Regions from separate parts of the Homo sapiens genome. Here region 1 is linked to region 2. Evidence: read pairs that join two places in POLR2A ChIA-PET (ENCODE). Cell type or tissue: OCI-LY7. All regions are shown on one strand. Each heading gives the region's core, and the rest is flanking DNA. Links, peaks and the distances in the headings are about the cores only. Region 1 has its middle 42 kb from the start of REL-DT. Region 2 overlaps PUS10 (pseudouridine synthase 10).

Evidence for each region. Peaks named below come from ENCODE experiments on the same cell type or tissue, not always from the same donor. Only the 100,000 strongest peaks of a DNase experiment are listed, where the experiment ranks them.
Region 1: POLR2A ChIA-PET joins it to region 2 with 15 read pairs; 3 of 35 experiments call an interaction of 5 or more read pairs at or near these places.

The regions. Positions count from the first base shown.
Region 1 is chr2:60,834,466-60,843,642 of GRCh38, reverse strand. No RefSeq gene overlaps it. Among named protein-coding and RNA genes, the nearest start is that of REL-DT, 42 kb to the left of the region's middle. RefSeq lists enhancers at 2,155-2,574, 9,045-9,164. In OCI-LY7, for the core only: CTCF peaks have their summits at 374, 585 (motif pointing right) and 4,146; DNase peaks (open chromatin) are centred at 462, 2,112, 2,532, 4,052 and 3 weaker places; H3K4me3 peaks cover 4,923 bases; H3K27ac peaks cover 6,387 bases.
Region 2 is chr2:60,961,551-60,970,727 of GRCh38, reverse strand. PUS10 (pseudouridine synthase 10) reads left to right here. Exons shown (of 18, transcript NM_144709.4): 6 at 3,115-3,226; 7 at 5,244-5,305; 8 at 5,625-5,670; 9 at 7,838-7,902. Among named protein-coding and RNA genes, the nearest start is that of PEX13, 52 kb to the left of the region's middle. In OCI-LY7, for the core only: no CTCF peak of the experiment used is centred there; DNase peaks (open chromatin) are centred at 1,236, 3,557 and 5,307; H3K4me3 peaks cover 2,051 bases; H3K27ac peaks cover 3,594 bases.

The DNA of each region.
Region 1 (9,177 bases), core at 344-8,343, 130 kb after region 2:
CAGATAAAAGTGTGCGCACATGCACTGGAAGGCACATACAAGGATGTTTGCAGCAGCATTATTTGTAATTGCTCAAACTAGAAACAACTCAAATGCCCAGCAGAACAGACAAATTGTGATATACCCAGTTATGCAAATATAAAAAAATGTATGCTTTGTGATAATTCACTGAGTTGCACACATGACTTGTGCACTTTTTTGGCTATTTATATATTACTTCAACTAGAAAACAAAACTGGCTGGGCACGATGGCTCATGCCTGTAATCCCAGCACTTTAGGAGGCTGAGGCACAAGGATTGCTTGAGCCTAGGAGTTTAAGGCTGCAGTAAGCCATGACTGAACCACTGCACCCCAACCCTGGGCAATGGAGCAAGACCCTGTCTCAAAAACAAAACACACACAGAAAAAAAACAAAAAGCAAAACTGCTGCTTAGTTTCCCACCCCAGACCAATTAAATTAGAAGCCTGCGGGTGGGGCCCGGGACAGGTGTTTTCAGGAGTGCAGCCAGGGGTGAGAACACTGCCCTCTCCTTTGTTGGTGCCATTCCGTCCCAGGGGGAAGATCGAGGACTGTGTCTGGGTGCTGCTGAAAGTGCCTCTAGGTGGTGGGGGGACAGGGCTGTCTTCGGGAGGGAAGGAAGGCAACAGGAATGGCCCACACCTCCACACCTCTGAAAGTGAGGACAGGCTTCTCCCCTGAGGTAGTGAATGAAGACTACCACCAGCCTTCAGGGGCTGCTCCTGACCGTCCTCCCTTAAGCAATTCCTGAATTTAATTTCAGGCTTACTATTCAGAACAGTTGCAGCTTTTCGGTATTTTTATTTGCCTGGTCCTTTGTGGAGGTTTTGTCTCTTCATTTGTATTTTTGTGTTTTACTGTAGTGGCCTAGTTTAAATTCTTTTCTGTCTTCCTTTTAATACTATAATCTCTTAGCCTACAAATTAAACAACCACATCCAATTGTGCCATCATCTGCCAGGTGGTGTGGGCTGGTTTTCTAACTCTTGTCCTACATGTGAGGGACAAATTCTGAATGCATGCCACTCTTAGTCTTCGCTATTCGCGACTATTCTCAATTAAGAAAAGGCTTATAAACGTGGAGACCCTTTAGTATCTCCTGACTTTATTCTGATTTCTTTTTTCTATGGATCTCCTCTGTGGAGATATTCTGGTTTCATAAATGAAAAACATTTATGGGTCAAGCTATGTAGCTTGATAAAAGATCCTACTACAATTTTAACAAATCAGGGGTTTTACCAAAATAATACCACTAGACCTCAACTTAAATAGCATTTTAACAAGACTGTGGCCTCTTTAACATTTGTTAAAATAGCTAGATATAGATTTTTAAAGTTATTTTTATTACATAATATTGAAGATATTATCAAAAGAAATAAACTTTGTTATAATTCTAAACTCATAGCAAAAATTATATAGATTTTGTGTATTATATAGATTATATAAGGACCTTGAAATAATGCACAAATGTCTTTCTAGATGCAAACACATTCTTCATATGACCATTATAATTTCTGAAAGAAAATCTGTATACATACATATGTATTATGTGGGAAAAAAAAGCCATCTACTGTGGCTATCATCGGATTATGAATGATTTCACATGTTTTCACTTTTTTTTTTTTTTTTTTTTTTTTTTGAGGTGGAATCTCACTCTCGTCCAGGCTGGAGTACAGTGGTGCCATCTCGGCTCACTGCAACCTCTGCGTCCTGGGTTCAATCAATTCTCCTGCCTCAGCCTCCTGAGTAGCTGGGATTACAGGCACATGCCACCATGTCCGTCTACTTTTTGTATTTTTAGTAGAGGTGGAGTTGCACCATGTTGGCCAGGCTGGTCTCAAGCTCCTGACCTCAGGTGATCCACCTCCCAAAGTGCTGGGATTACAGGCATGAGCCACCGCGCCCGGCCTGTTTTCACTTTTGTTTGTATTTTTTTGCTTCAGTAAAAAAGAGTTGAGAATAAGTAGAAAATAAGAAATATAGGCATCCTTCTGTATGTTGCAATGAAGGTCTTAATAGCAAAGAAACTGGCTTCTGGGACCAGCAGTATCAGCATCACCTGGGAACTTGTTAGAAATGCAAATTCTTGAGCCCACCCCAGACCTGCTAAATTAGAAACTCTGGGGGTAGGTCCAGCAATCTGCTTTAAGGAAACCTCAAGGTGACTCTGATGCATACTAAATTTGAAGACCACTGTTCTAAAGGATAGCACAAAACCAATTTGGCAAATGCTTAAGAGAGATCCAGTCTGGGAATAGATGTTTTGTTTTGTTCAATTTGGTCTCTGCCCCTTCCCTTCCTCAGCCAACCCGATTCATCTTGCTGCAATCAAACCTGTACCAGTGTTTCTCAACCCTGGCTGGGGAGCTCTTAAAAATGCCTGTGCCCAGGTGTCTCTCCAGGCCAATCTAATCACACCCTCTGTGGATGGGTCCCGGGCATCCAGGTGCTCCTGCTGTGCGCCAGGCTTGACAAATTCTGTTCTATATTCAGGTACTTTTGCGGTTGAAACAGATGATTGTTAACACCTGCCCTCAACTTCTTTCATTTATTTCCTGCAGACTCTGTGAAGCAGAACTCGGGCCTCTAGCGTCTGCTAGTCTAGATCTAAAGGTGTTTCCTGAGGGACAGTTTGGCCTGGCATGCAGGTACCTCTGCAGACCACAACAGTGCACCGAAAACACCCCCTCCCAGCACGCACACAAGTCTGGCTCCTCAGCCAAACATCAAACACCAACACTGCTGCCCATGCCAGATGCCAAGTGAGATAATGTGTGTTATACCCTTAGTGTGTTACAAAGAGAAAAGATTAATAAATGTTAGCTATCCTTATCTTCATTATCTAAATAAGGCATGTGGATCTCTTTTCATTTAAACTCACAAAATACCTGCTTAGAAGGCCTATCATGGTTGTTTCATCTTGAATTTTGTAACCATCAACTTTCATGTGAAGCCAGTGAGGGACCACTCACAGTCATGAGGGATGTTCTAAGCCAGCAGTTCTTAAAATGTGTATCACACGGGATCTTGTTAGAAATGTAAACTCTGGGCCCGGCACGGTGGCTCACGCCTGTAATCCCAGCACTTTGGGAGGCCGAGGCAGGCGGATCACGAGGTCAGGAGATTGAGACCATCCTGGCTAACACAGTGAAACCCCGTCTCTACTAAAAATACAAAAAATCAGCTGGGCGTGGTGGGCACCTGTAGTCCCAGCTACTCGGGAGGCTGAGGCAGGAGAATGGCGTGAACCCGGAAGGCGGAGCTTGCAGTGAGCCGAGATCACGCCACTGCACTCCAGCCTGGGTGACAGAGCAAGACTCCGTCTCAAAAAAAAGAAAAGAAAAGAAATGCAAACTCCGCTAGGCCTGGCGGCTTGTGCCTGTAATCCCAGTGCTTTAGGAGGCTAAGGTGGGAGAATTCTTCAGCTCAGGAGTTCAAGACCAGCCTGGGGAACATAGTGAGACCGCCCCCCACTGCCCCCACTCCACCACTTCCCTGCTCATAAATGAATGAGTAAAAAGAAATGCAAATTCTTTATTTTATTTATTGTTTTTGAGACAGGGTCTCACTCTGTTGCCCAGGCTGGAGTGCAGTAGCTCCATCTCGGCTCACTGCAGCCTCCATCTCCTGGGTTCAAGTGATTCTCCTGCCTCAGCCTCCCGAGTAGCTGGGATTACAGGCACCTGCCACCATGCCCAGCTGATTTTTGTATTTTTAGTAGAGGTGGGGTTTCACCATGTTGGCCAGGCTGATCTGGAACTCGTGGCCTCAAGCCATCCACCCGCCTCAGCCTCCCAAAGTGCTGGGACTACAGGTATGAGCCACCATGCCCAGCCAAGAAATGCAAATTCTTGAGGCCTACCTCAGTACTACTATATCAAAAACCCTGGAGGTGGTGCCCAGCCACCCATTTTCACAAGGCCCCCTGTGTTTCTGATGCATGCTCAGGTTTAAGAACTGCTGCTCTAAGCCTTCAGCCTCTCGAGCTTGTTGGAAATGCATGACCTCAGGCCCCACCCCAGATGACTGATTTAGAATCCCCAGGTCATTCAGATGCACATTAGAGCTTGAAAAGCACTGCTCTCGACTGTCCCCCACGGTCAGATTAGAATTAGAGCACCAGAAAGGGGTACTCTTAGATCAAAGCTTCTCGGCACCCCACAGAAATGCTGTCACAAGACAACAATTTAGGTGTAAGAAATCAACACATGAAAGACATTTCTGTATCTGTGAAAAAGAATTTTACTGCCATTCACCATCCCTGGATAAAGATTCTGTCAGCTTTCTTAGAGTTTAGAGCAAGCACGTGTGTCCTTTTTTAGAAAAGAAGGTGAAGTTATGAAACTCATGATACCTAAATTGCCAGGACACTTTCATTTTAGCTCAATTCTTTTTTTATTTTTTGAGATGGAGTCTCGCTCTATTGCCCAGGTTGGAGTGTAGTGGCGTGGTCTCGGCTCACTGCAACCTCCGCCTCCTGGGTTCAAGTGATTCTCCTGCCTCAGCTTCCCGAGTAGCTGGGATTACAGGTGCCCGCCACCATGCCTGGCTAATTTTTGTATTTTTAGTAGAGACAGGGTTTCACCATGTTGGCCAGGCTGGTTTTGAACTTCTGACCTCAAGTGATCTGCCTGCCTCGGCCTCCCAAAGTGCTAGGATTACAGACATGAGCTACGGCGCCCAGCATTTTAGCTCAATTCTAAGAAATATTCTTAGTCTAGGTTTTCTCATATAGCTCTCTCTTCTCTTGCTTAAAGTGATCTTTGCTTTCCATTCTTGTTTTAACAATCTATTATGGCTGCATTTTTTAAATAAGTAGCTTCAAATATTGTGTGAGAACATAAGGAGAAATATCTTTTCCTCACCCATCGCTAGGTTTACAGTGGAGAAAGCTCTATAACAAAAGACAGATTAACAAGAGAAAAACATGCAAATTTATTTGGTATGTTTTATGTGACACAGGGGCCTTTTAAGCAAATGAATACCCAAAGAAACAGACTTGTGTATTATTGCTGGCTTTGATGAAGAGTGGACGGTCATGGAGAAATATAACAGGACAAAGGGGATATGATCTAATGATAATAAACTGCAGGGAGCTTAGCAACATACGTTTGTTCAAATTCTTCTTTGTGTTCCTATGTCTTCAGAGATAAGAATGTTCCTTTCTTCTGACCGGGCACGGCACGGTGGCTCACTCTTGTAATCCCAGAACTTTGGGAGGCTGAGGTGGGCAAATCGCTTGAGCCCTGGAGTTCGAGACCAGCCTAGACAACATGGTGAAACCCTGTCTCTACTAAAAATACAAAAATTAGCCAGGCTTGGTGGCACATGCCTGTAATCCCAGCTACTTGAGAGGCTGAGGCAGGAAAATCACTTGAACCCAGGAGGCAGAGGTTGCAGTGAGCTGAGATCGCGCCACTGCACTCCAGCCTGGGTGACAGAGTGAGACTCTGTCTCAAAAAAAAAAAAAAAAAAAAGAAAAGAAAAAAGACTGTTCCTTTCTTCTGGATATAGGGAGGGCACCTCTTGAATAAAAGTCTTATGATCTGCTTCAGGGCAGAAGGGCAGGGAAGGGTCAGAGAGACCTTCCAGTAAATGGCTTCTCAAATTCCTTCAGCTTGAAATACTCAGTGTGCCAAGGTGCTGTATTTTGGGGATACCATGTCCTGAACCACATCAGGGCTACTAAGAAATGAATGTCTGTGCTATGTCTTGAAGCATCTCTGCCTGGATAGAGCACAGTGACCCCAAGAGCTCCATTCAGATTCCCTTTGCTCCATGAAGTGTTCCTGCTGTTCCCTGGACAGCTGTAATTAATATGGCCCCAGATAACACAGTTTGTGATTTATCATTATACATCACACTCTGCCTTATATTTTGAGGTATGTTTGTAAAGTGCTTAGGGTAGTGTAGGAACATACTACACACTCAAATGATGATGATGGCCATTATTATTGCTGTTGTTTATGTATATATATGTGTCATTCCTACTCAACTGTAAGCCTTGTTGGGGTGAGGAGAGGACCTTATTTACTGATGGATTCCCAAGCGAGCCTGGTTTATGCTGCACTCATAACAGTTTCTTACATATAACATTAATGAGAATAAATATTAGAGTACTTTGAAAAGGAAGACATGATTTATTATCATGAATTGGAGCATTGGGTCTCAGCTAATCCTATCCAAAAGAAGCTGTTTGACCAACAAGAGCACCACATCCCCTAGCCTCAGCCCCAGAGGGCAGCAGAAAAAAAAAGGAAGTGAAGGATAAATGTCACCGAAATTCTCAGTGAAACAGAAGAAACTCTGACCAAAACCAAAATGGAACCCACTGAAAATGTTAATGGTCATTTTTAGTAAGTCACAAGAAGGTTAAGAAATGCTATTTTAATAAGTAGAACAATTTCATTTTCCATATAGCCTTGGAAATTGAGATCTAGATGGTTTCTTTTACCTAGTCTCACATCAACTTTGCACCTCTTTAGCTGAAAGCAATATGGTTTCGCCTTCATAACTTGTGGAAAAAAAGAAGCAAAAGGGATAATATCTTAAGTAATTGTTTACAAGAGAAAAGCACGTTGGAAGTGAATGTTATATGTAGGATTATCCAACATAGTATTCTGGGAGGAAAAAGTTCAGACAGGAGAAGAAAATTGAGCAAAGAATAAGTTTGCATGATGTATAGAAGCAGGTTCATGGAGAAACCAATAAAGTCTGAGCCCCAGCTTCTTCCAACACCCCAAGAGGGGCCCTAGCGATTTTGTGTTTACAATTATGCATTAGTGTTCATGAAAAGGGCTTCCTAAGGTGCATACGTTTCAGGCTCTATAAAACTTGAACCACTCCTGATGAAATGCCTGTAAATTTGTGTAGCTCTTGTTTCTCAGCTTTACCTTTTTGCAATCATTTAGCTCTGCCTTGCTAAATGAAGTGATGCAACAACTGGGGACTTGGCCATAAGGAAGAAGGTCCTTGGAGAACTGCTATTTGGGGAGATTATCACAGCTGAGTTCAAAGTAGTAAAATGTGGACACTAGTATGGTTTTCATCAAGGATTATCATTGTACTTCTAGGGTAGTGATTCCCAACCAGGGGCAAATTCTACCCCCAGCGGGGAGGGCTGCTACTGGCATCTAGTGGGTAGAGGCCAAGGATACTGCTAAACATCTTATAATCCACAGGGCAACCTCCACAGCAAAGAATTATCTGGCACCATATCTGGTTAGTGCTGAGGTTTAGAAACTGTTCTAGGGTGCTCCTTTTACTACAAGTCAATTGACAATCCAAGTTGTCAAAATGAATGACCAGCAGCGTAAGGTAACATCTCAAAGGCATTCTGTCTCAAAGGCATTTGTTGGGTCTGTCATAAACCATTGTTCATCATATATCTGGCTCTTCCTTCTGTACACACACATAGGAAGGTTGTTAGGGCAGTGACTTGAACGAAAACTGGTGGAAACCTGTCTGATGCTAACGGCTGCGAAACAGGGAGTCCTAGAATTACAGGCACCGGAGTGGTGCTTTGTTGTGCAAACCCTGATCAAAAGATCAGCCTCCCTAAAACTAGAGTTTAGACACTTCCTTCACGGATGTGAATGTCCACACAATGTTAATGGAAATGTCAATCCCTCTCCCCAGCTGCTGAGATCCCACTCCCAGGCTGCTGAACCCTACCAGTTAAAGTCCCAGAGTTACCAATGGACTGCCCCAAATTCCTGCCCTTGGACCTTTGCTGGTCCTTTACCACCTCATGGCCTTCCTTCTAGTCCCCTTCTGACTATCTCTGTAATAGTCCCATGGCGGCTCATTTCCCCAAAGCCCCTAAACCATCCTTTCCCTGTTACCCTTCTGTGGATGCCTACACCTCCTGCTTCCCTGAGATGAGTTACAGTAGTAATCACAGCTGCTACCATGTATGCAGCAGCCATAAGCACTAGGCTGGCGCCATAACTACACTTCATCTGCGAGGCGAGTATCAATAACCTTGTCTTGCAGATGATGAATCCCGGGTTTAAAGAGGCAACTTCCTCCAAGTCACAATGCAGGCACTTGGTCCTCCAAGTCACAATGCAGGCACTTGGTCCCAGGACTGCCTGGCTCCAGTAGGAACTCCCTATGCTTACTTCTCTCCTCTCCCCAGAAAAATCTGTTTTTATATTGATCCCTGGATTTATTTTTTCTTTCTTTCTTTCTTTCTTTCTTTCTTTCTTTCTTTCTTTCTTTCTTTCTTTCTTTCTTTCTTTCTTTCTTTCTTTCTTTTTCTTCTTCTTTTTGAGATGGAGTCTTGCTTTGTGGCCCAGCTGGAGTGCAGTGGAGCAATCTCAGCTCACTGCAACCTCTGCCTCCCAGGTTTAAGTGATTCTCCTGCCTCAGCCTCCTGAGTAGCTGGGATTACAGGCATGCACCACCACGCCTGGCTCATTGTTTTTTTGTATTTTTAGTACAGTTGGGGTTTTGCCATGTGGGCCAGGCTGGTCTCGAACTCCTGACCTCAGGTGATCTGCCCACCTCGGCCTCCCAAAGTGCTGGGATTATAGGCGTGAGCAACCGTGCCCGGCCAATCCCTGGATTTTAGATGAGGAAAAGTTCTTTCAAACCAAAGTTGACTCCTCCATCTTGATCTTGTTCTGCTGTCTCCCACTGTCCTTCACTCTGTCTTTTATCTATCACAGCCTCCTAGCTCCTCTCTAGCGGCTCCTTCCTTTACAAATGCACCCCCGACCCTGCTTCACGAGCAAAGTCCTGCCTCATCTGCTTCCTTTGCTTCACTGTCAACTTGTCAAAGGTAAGAGGGTCTCAGTTTGGCCACTCGTCTGCTCCCTCATTCATTTCCTGTCCTGTCCATGAACAAAGTCTTGCTCTCTTCCCTGGCCCCGTGCCTCAGGATGGTGATTTGTCTGTGTACCCTTGGGACCCTCTGCTCTCTCTGGATGGAGACCATGTCTACCTCCCACCCTTTTGTTTCTCAGTGCCTGGGACAGTGCCCTGAAGAGTGTGCGTGATGGGGATGACCTCACATTCAGACCAAGGCAAAAACCAGATAAACCCCTCCCTCCCAGGGGGCCAGGGAGATGGCTGAAGCAGGGCTCCTAGGGAAATTCCTTCGGGCTGGAGCTCTATTCAACAGAATGACAACACACTATTGACATATTTAGAGC
Region 2 (9,177 bases), core at 756-8,755:
ATATAAAATTTTTGGATTTTTAAAATGTGATATGATGTTAGAGATCATGTATATCATTTCCGTCCCCTCCCCCGCCCAGGCTCTGGGGTGGTACTACATAATCAAACATATTAATATTTCTGCAACAAAACATATGAATATTCATAGTAAGTTTGATAAAGTCTCTAAATCGCCTCCTTCAAATCAGGATTTGATTCCCAACTGAATTTAAAAATTTTTTTTAATTCTCCAGAATATTTTGGCATTTGAAACTAAAACATACCAGTAAAAAAAAGGGCCATATGACTGTTGGCAGTACCTATGTACTCTGGAGAGAAAAATCCAGGAAGAAGCATAAATTTCTGTTTTAGAATCTCATACTTGGTTAAGTGACTTATAGAAAAATAATTAATTTGGCTTTTTTGTTTGTTTTGTGTTATATATCTGCATTTTCAAAAGGGTAATAACTACATAAGGTTTGGGGGTTTCGTTAGATCTTATTAAATTAGTCTCAAATGGTTTAGATTCTGGTGTAATAAAACTTGATCCTATGTTTTTAGAAATTTGCTAGCATAGTCAGAGCATGCTTTTTTCTAAATGTTTTCAATTTATATCTATGTTGCTAATGAGTTACTGTTTTTATTTCGGGTTTTGTTTTTTTTTTTAAACGTAGTTTCACCCCTGTTGCCCAGGCAGTGGTGCAATCTCGGCTAATTGCAACCTCTGCCTCCCAGGTTCAAGTGATTCTCCTGCCTCAGCCTCCCAACTAGCTTGGGATTACAGGCATGCACCACCATGCCTGGTTAATTTTTTTTGTATTTTTAGTAGACACAGGGTTTCACCATGTTGGCCACGCTGGTCTCTTAACTCCTGACCTCAGGTGATCCACATGCCTCGGCCTCCCAAAGTGCTGGGATTACAGGCATGAGCCACTGCTCCCGGCTTTTTATTTCTTATCAAAGGATTTTAAACTAAGTTTAGTTCTTCCAAAAGATTCTGACTGATATAGGGATAATGGAACAGAAAAAAACACAGGTCATTGTTCTTTTCCCTCAGTGTCCCTAGTTCATTCTGGGTTGAAAAGATTGTGGAGGAATTGCTGTTAAAGAATTGATTTAGGGAACTTACAAAAAAAATTAATTGCCTTGCATACTCTGGTTCATCTTTTCTTTAGAATGGTTGTTGTGTTGTATCTACAGCAAAAGTGATTGCAACTGACACCCTCATAAGCACTTATCTGACAGAGAAGAGAAAGAGAAGTGTAGTTACTAAGTATGAAATGGGGACTGAATTTACTTTAATGAGTACTAGTCCCTCTAAAGGACAATCAGGTATATGCTAGGGACCTCTGTGAAGATATTTAGCCCAAATTGTATTAGGAAACTTATTAGCTGCATTTAACTTTCAGGATTGGAAATCTGGCATTTTAAGTAGTATATTTGCTTTATATATAAGGATGAGGTTTCCAAGCTGTCTGTTAACCTTTTCCTCTGGCTCTATAATCTGGAGGGAAAAAATACCTATGGTTGAAGTTTTTAAACTGGACTCAAATGCACTAAATATATTTCAAAGACTGTGAAGGATTTAAAACACTGGTTTTCTTAAATAATGTTTTAACTCATTTTTGGGATTCGCTTTTGTAACAACCCTTTGGACTTTCCAGAATGTAAACAGTTTTAAAAATTGTTTCCATTCTTGTGTTTTCTGTTTCAACGTTTATTCTTTAAAATGTATTTTCATATATTATTTACTTTCAACTGTGATGCTATTTTGTGCAAATATTAAATAGTTGAACTGTTGACACAGTATCAGGATAGTCTTTTAAAATACCTAAAATCTTTCTAATATTCAGAGAATTAGGAACAGTTTATGAAGCTCACACAGTATTTGAATAAGTTCTTGGATGTAGAGAAATAATTTGATTATTTGTCAGATGTAGAGTTTATCTGGGTATTTCAATGTTAAATCACAATCCCAAACCATATGAAAGCTCTCTCTGTAACAAGTTATATTCTCAGCTGGATACAGAATGGGTAGATCAACTACTTCTTTCTTTTTTTTATTTTTTTTTGGATCAACTATTTCTTATTTTGCATTTTTAGAGGAATAGTGATCTGCATATTCTTTTTTTTTTCTGATCAACTAAATTCAGCCATTAGCTTAATTACTTTTTGTTTTTAACCTGTGGTTAGTAGTGTCTTTTGGTCTTAAATTACAATGGATGTTGCCTATAAGGAGTAATTTCTATCAGTGAAAATTGGGCATTAAAAGGGATGATGCATAAGTTGGCCCTTACATCTCTTTCATTAAAAGCAGCCCTATAAATCGCCATAAGGCTGGTTTGAAGTTTTAATTATTTGAATGACGTGGGCTTGTTAGTTTGTTAGTAATATCCCAGTGTTCTCAGCAGAGTAGAGGAGTTTTAATAATACCACACCATGTTTTTCATCCCTTTTATCTCAAGTTCCTTTCTATCACAATTTTAGGTTACAAACTAAAGCTATAATTTATAAAAGGGACTTCCCAAAACCTATTTATTGTCTCATGAGTATATTTTGGGGGAATGTCAAATTTTTATTCAGCTATTTATCTGATAATACATTGATGAGCATTTCAGAACATTGATACTTTAGGATTTAATATTTCTTCTTCAGCAGTAAAGTTTTTTAAAAAGTACAGCTTCTTTGTTGATTTCCCAAAAGTAAGCCCCATTTTCAACAAGAGGGGAAAAGCAAGCATTAAAATGTGGATGTGATTATTGTAATACACAGTTTTATAGTTTGTGAGCAGTAAACCAATCATCTCTATCCCATCTTTCTGTCTTCTGATGTATAAATCCTGGAATCTGGCAATTCTAGCTTAGAAAAACCCATAGTGTGCTTTTGACTTTGAAGCTTTAAAAATTGTGTTATATGCCATTAAAAAAAGTAATTCCATGATTCCACTAGAGTATAAGGTCCATGAGGTGAGGAATTTTTGTCTGCTTTGTTCTCTGCTTTCTATTTAATGTGTAGAATAGTGCCTGGTACATACTAGGCACTCAATCAATATTTTAAAAATAATTGCATAAATTCTTGCCTTTAATAGAAAAAGTAAAGTTTTTCATGTCAGTGAATTAATTTTTATGTTATTCAGAAAGCAGAGTCTGTCGCTGGGAAGAGATGATATAGTTCAGCTAAAAGAAGCCTACAAATGGATAACTCACCCCCTGTTTTCAGAGGAACTGGGTGTTCCCATTGATGGAAAGGTATTGGGTCAACAGCATTGTTAATTTTATTCTCTGATTTTACTAGTTTTACTTAATTATATGGCAGGGTTTTGGTTAGCCAAAAAAACTTCTTTTTAAATAATCCAGTGAAGGATTTTTTAAGCTTTTAAAATGTTAAATTCTGATAGTCTTAAATTGAAGTCAAAGCATTTCTTTTTTTCTTTTTCCCTTAGACTTCTTTATGATCTAAGACACTTATGAAGGTACCAGGTGCCCTAATTGACCTTAAAAGGTTAGAAATGAATCTTTGCCTTGATGCAAAGCATCAGACTTGATGCAAAGCAACATATAAATAACTGCAAGCAAATATAGAGTCAACTCTGGACTATTTAATTTTGGTTTATCTGTGGCTAATCTTGTTTTCAAATGCATGGACAGAACCTATTCAACTACAATGAGTATGGGCTCAATCCTACCTTGTTGGTATCTCAAATCCCCCTGTTTACTTTTAGGCAGTAACTGCCTTTGAAAACAGAACATTTCCCTTTTCCAGAGCAGACCTTACCTCAGTCTCTGAAATGGGTTGACTTTCAGGGAAGACTCAACAGGCTTCCAGGTGTGAAAACAGGAAGGTCATCTTAAATTAGATTTTAATATTATGGCCTCATTGCTTCATCATTTTGCTAGAAGGAAATTCCCTGAATATCAGATACACCCCTATTCAAATAAAATCACAAAACCATCTACTAAAGCTAAACAGTTTTTCAAAACCATTCTGAATTATGCAGTAATATTTCCTTCTGTAAGAATATGCTCTGTTCTGTAAACCGAGTATTGAGAGAATAGAGAATAAAACCACTTCACAGATAGCATGAAGAGGAAATGAGGTAATGAAAGTATTTTGGAAGTTAGAGAAGTCATTAATGCAAAATATTTTTACCTCAAATTTCAGTTTTGAAGCACAAATAATTTTACATGTTGTATCAGTGAGAACAGAAAATAGAAAACAAAAGATGTGGGTTGAGTGAAGTTTCCCTGAATAAAAGGAATGCGTTGTTCATTTTAATTATTGTATAGATTAGAATAAGGAGCGAGAAAAAAAAAGCTATTCATTATTGTGATTCTAGAGTAGCTAATAGGTCTACTAACTATCCAATGAACTCAGTAAATATAAAGACAAAATTGCAACATAGTATGGCATTTTTAGCTATTCCTGCCCCTGACCCCTCCCCGATATGGAATTTTGTATATTCTCCATGGAGGTAAAAGTATAAAATCATGCTTTTTTTGGTGTACAAGGATGTTCATTATAGCATTTTTTTTTTGTTACAGAAAAATTTTCTACAGCTTAAATGTCTGACAGTCCCTAGAGTTGAAAAGATTTCCATGATATAATATTAAAGCAATTTTCCAAAAGCATGTCTTAAAAAATAATACATATACATTTATATTCACAAAAATGCCTAGAAAGAAACATCAAATTGTTAATGGTTCTGCTTCAGTGGCGTGGGATTGAAAAACTGTCTTGTATTTGATCATTTTATAATTTATGTGTATAATTTTTGTAATAAAACAAAAAAAATTAAGATCTGGTTTTAAAACTCAAATCCATTAAGACGTTTGAGCACTTTAAAAAGAAGCTTCATATGGTTTTTAGGGATCTGAATAGTATGTTTTTTGCCTTGCTAATAATTCAAATCATAGTATTGGCAGAATAATTCTTCATTTCTCTCTGTTATTATTTATTTTCAATTCTGTAAATTCTCATTCATCTTTATACCTAATTTACACATTTGTCCAAAAAGTATACACATTTATTTTAAAACTTTTTTGGTAGGATCACTAATGACTGAGTTTTAGAAGTTAAAAAAAAAAACAAAACTATTTCCTTTACAGCTGCCCTGATAACAAGTTGATTTGAGAGCAGTAGTATTTCCAGTTTTTCTGGTCATTCTTTTCTGAGCCAATCTTTGAGAATTAATTTCTATTTCCATTAATAAGTTGTTAGATGTTAGTTTCCTTTTGCTCATTTTTAAACTGTCTTTATAATTTTTAGAGCTTGTTTGAAGTGAGTGTGGTCTTTGCTCACCCAGAAACAGTTGAGGATTGCCACTTCCTGTAAGTTGCCATGTAAACAACGTCAATGGTGTAAAATTGTTAATGCTGTTTGGTTTTCATGAAAATAGTATTGCTTCTCTTCCTAATAAGAAAGAGAAGAACTTGTTATGTCTTAGTAGGTTTAAAATGTGCCCTCAAAAAAATAAAATGTGTCCTTGAACATAGTTCCTGGGCAAACCGATATAGCTCATACAGGGACTCATTTTGTCTGCTCCTGATGTCCTGAGTTTAGCAGCCATTTTGTATGAAATATATTTGAATTATATCTACCCCAAAATAAACTCATTAACCTTTTATATTAACTTGAATTTTATTTTAGAGCTGCGATATGCCCAGATTGTTTTAAGCCAGCCAAAAACAAACAGGTAAGGAAAGGTTCCCGCTTCTTAGTCTTGAGTGAGTTTTGTCTGAGCTGAATATTCAAATTTCCAACAAAAAGGATATGCATCAGAAACATGGCAACTCTATTATACTAAGAATCAGCTTTTAAATATTTCCATTTGCTACATTAATTTTTGTTTTTCAACTTTTTCAACCTTCACCTCTGGCTAGGAAGTTGTAGCACACAAACATCCTCATGTTTGTGTAGTGTCTAGATTGTTCCCCTGACGATGTTAAATTTAGAATCAGTGTTTCAGTGATGTTACTATTACTCATTAAATTCGACGTTTAGATTTTAATCCCTCAAATTACATCATCTGAGAAAATCAATGGTAAGTATCAGTAGCATTCCAAACTTTCAGCTAATATCCATTTTCCAGAAATCAATGTTTAGAATATATAATTCAAAGTAAGTTGTTTTATTTAGGACAGTCCTGAATTAACATGTCCTCTTTCTGGCTACATTTGCAAAAAGGGCATTTTTATTCAAACTCTTCTTTATCATCTTAATGTTAGCTAATCTTCATGTTAACGGACAAGTTAGTTAACATACACTCTTAGCTCGTATCATGTCAGGATAGAATGATGTGGTGCGATATTGGTCATCTTTCATGCATCAGTTTCGTAGGTGGTTTGGTACGTAGACTTAGGCATTCCTACAGTTTTACTGACATTCATTTTGTTGTTGTGATTGTTAAAAAGAACATAAGCTCATTGTCAAATGTACATCTGTTGGTTTTGCCTCTTGCTTTGACTAATTGCTGGGCCTTTTAGAACTGGGGGAAAGAAGTTTGTAACATTTGCCTAATGCCCTGTGCAGAAATAATTAGAAATGCAGACCAAGCCGAAAGCAGCACCTCCCTACTTTTCTTATATCATGGCACATCTAAAACATTCCATGTTTGTTCAGCACCCTGAGCTTAACAGGATGGAGTTGCTTCAGATTGGTAGCAACAGGCCTGGGGTTTCCACTGTCTGAGGCCCTGCCCAGCAACCCTTCTGAACTAAAGAGATCAACATCTTGGCACAACCATAGTCCACTGCTTTGCTATGCCAGTTGGGAAGCTCTGCCCAAATAACCTGTAAGATGTATCTACATTGAAGACCTAGTTTTATTTTATTTACCCTTAAGGAAATATAATAATAGGCATCAAGTAATAGGATAAGGAGATTTTTGTTAAAGCATCATAGACACCACACCATTGGCCAGTGGGAGTTGTAGAGTCTGAAGTATAGTTTTCTTGCCTCATGGCTGGGAGCAAATTGAATGACTTTTTGAGATTTTTTTCAAGCCTAAGATTTCATATCTTATCAAACAGGCACTTAATTTTCAGTTGTAACCCTATGGTATCTTATAGAATGCCATAGTGTTCCCTAGAATATGGTTTTGAAAAAATTATTCCTTTGGTGATATACTGTTGAGCTGCCTACACTGTAATCCTTTTCAGTCAAATGTGATTTCTCCTAACAGAAGAACTAATTGTGATTTATCATGGTAAGCCATGTATATATGCACTAATTAGTTCTAGTGTGTCTACTGTGCAGTTTGGCTTTTCTTATCTTAAAAAATCCAAGTGGAACATTTGTTGTAGATGCCCTTCTGTTCAGTACAGTGGATTTGCTTACTCTGTGGCTGGTGAGTGAGACTGAGTTGCTAGATGCCAGGGCTGGCAGGTTGGCTCTGCTTTATCCCTTACCCTGGCAGCCAACTCCTAAATTACATACTGTGGCCTCTGAAGGGATGTAGGAAAGAAAAGGTAGCTGAATCAATCTAAATTCCTGTTGAAGTCAAGGGAAAAAAAATTAAATCACACTTCCTACAGTGTCATCATGTTTTGTATTTGAATTATACCATAATTTGAGAGAAGTGGGACAGTGTGGTGAAGAAGACCTGTTCTGCTAGATCTGCCTGTTATTATAGACAAAGACCAGATTGAAGAGAAGGGTTACAGAGGTATGCCAGTTGCAGAACTGACATGAATGCTTAAGTTTTATTTATTTTCTTGAAATGCTTAAGTATTTCTCCATGTTAAGTATATGAAATGATATAATGAAATGATACAATTTCTCCAGCCATGTTCTGTGTTTCACGTCTGATGTTTTCTTGTCTGGATAATAAAATGTCTTTTCTTCTCATTTTACCCTATATAGTCTGTATTCACTAGAATGGCAGTTATGAAAGCCTTGAATAAGATAAAGGAAGAGGATTTCCTTAAGTAAGTAGAAGTTTAGAAACAAAGAAGCATCGTGAAATTTTAGAATAAAGGGAATGTTAGAGATAAGCTGGATTATCTCTGAAACAAGATGATGTATTTCAGGGGCCAGGATTGTGTCTTAGTCATTGTTATCTCTCCAACCCATGGTGCAGTACCTGGCATATGTGGTGTTCAGTAAATGTTTGTCAAATTAATATCAAGTCTAACGTCTTTTTTTTTTAAAAAATACTTATTTATTTATTTATTTTTTTGAGACAGAGTTTCACTTTTGTTGCCCAGGCTGGAGTGCAGTGGAGCAGTCTCGGCTCACTGCAACCTCTGCCTCTCGGGTTCTAGTGATTCTCCTGCCTCAGCCTCCCAAGTAGCTGGGATTATAGGCATGCACCACCACTGCCCGGCTAATTTTTTGTATTTTTAGTAGAGACAGGGTTTCGCCACGTTGGCCAGGCTGGTCTTGAACTCCTGACCTCAGGTGATCCACCCGCCTCGGCCTCCCAAAGTGCTGGGATTACAGGCGTGAGCCACCGTGCCCGGCCGAATCAAGTTTAACTTCTTGATCTTTTAGAAGAGGGTAGTGTGTCCAAAGAAGGAGTTGACTTGCCTAAGCTAGTAATAGAGTAGACCTGGAGCCAGATGTCCTGAAATTCTAGCCCAGTGCTATGCCTATTACATCCTTAGTCCTGTATTTCCTAGTATCGTTCATCTCCAGAAAAGGGAGAGGAAGGCTCATGAGTTTCCTCACTTGTTAAAATATGCTAAAATAAAATAAATGCAATAAACCTTACATTTTAATTCTTGGTACATTCATTTTATTAAATAAAATATTACTGTAAGTTTTCTTTCCAGAAGATCCTTCAATACATTTCAAACGATGATGTGATAAGGGGGGTAGAGTCAGCAGTAAACTGCACATGACCATGGACAGCAAAATGGTTAAAGAGCCTGAAGGGGCTTCCACTTCCTATGTATGGATTTTTCCCTCAAATCTTGAGGCTATTGGAAAGTATTAGGTTGGTGCAAAAGTAATTGCAGTTTTTGCCTCGGAAGATAAGTCCTCCCGAAGGTGAAAGGTAGCAGCAGAGCCCTTATTTACTTAGTGCCACTCTCATATGTTAAAATTGTTACTCCACAGGCCTGCAAGACCTGTATTGTTGCGAAACTAAAAGTTAGAGAGAGACTTGGGCTCTGTGTATGTCTCAGACAATGCTGATTCATCTAAGTTTTGTGATTCAATATTATGTCTGGAAAATAGCTATAAAATTTATTTTGTTTTGC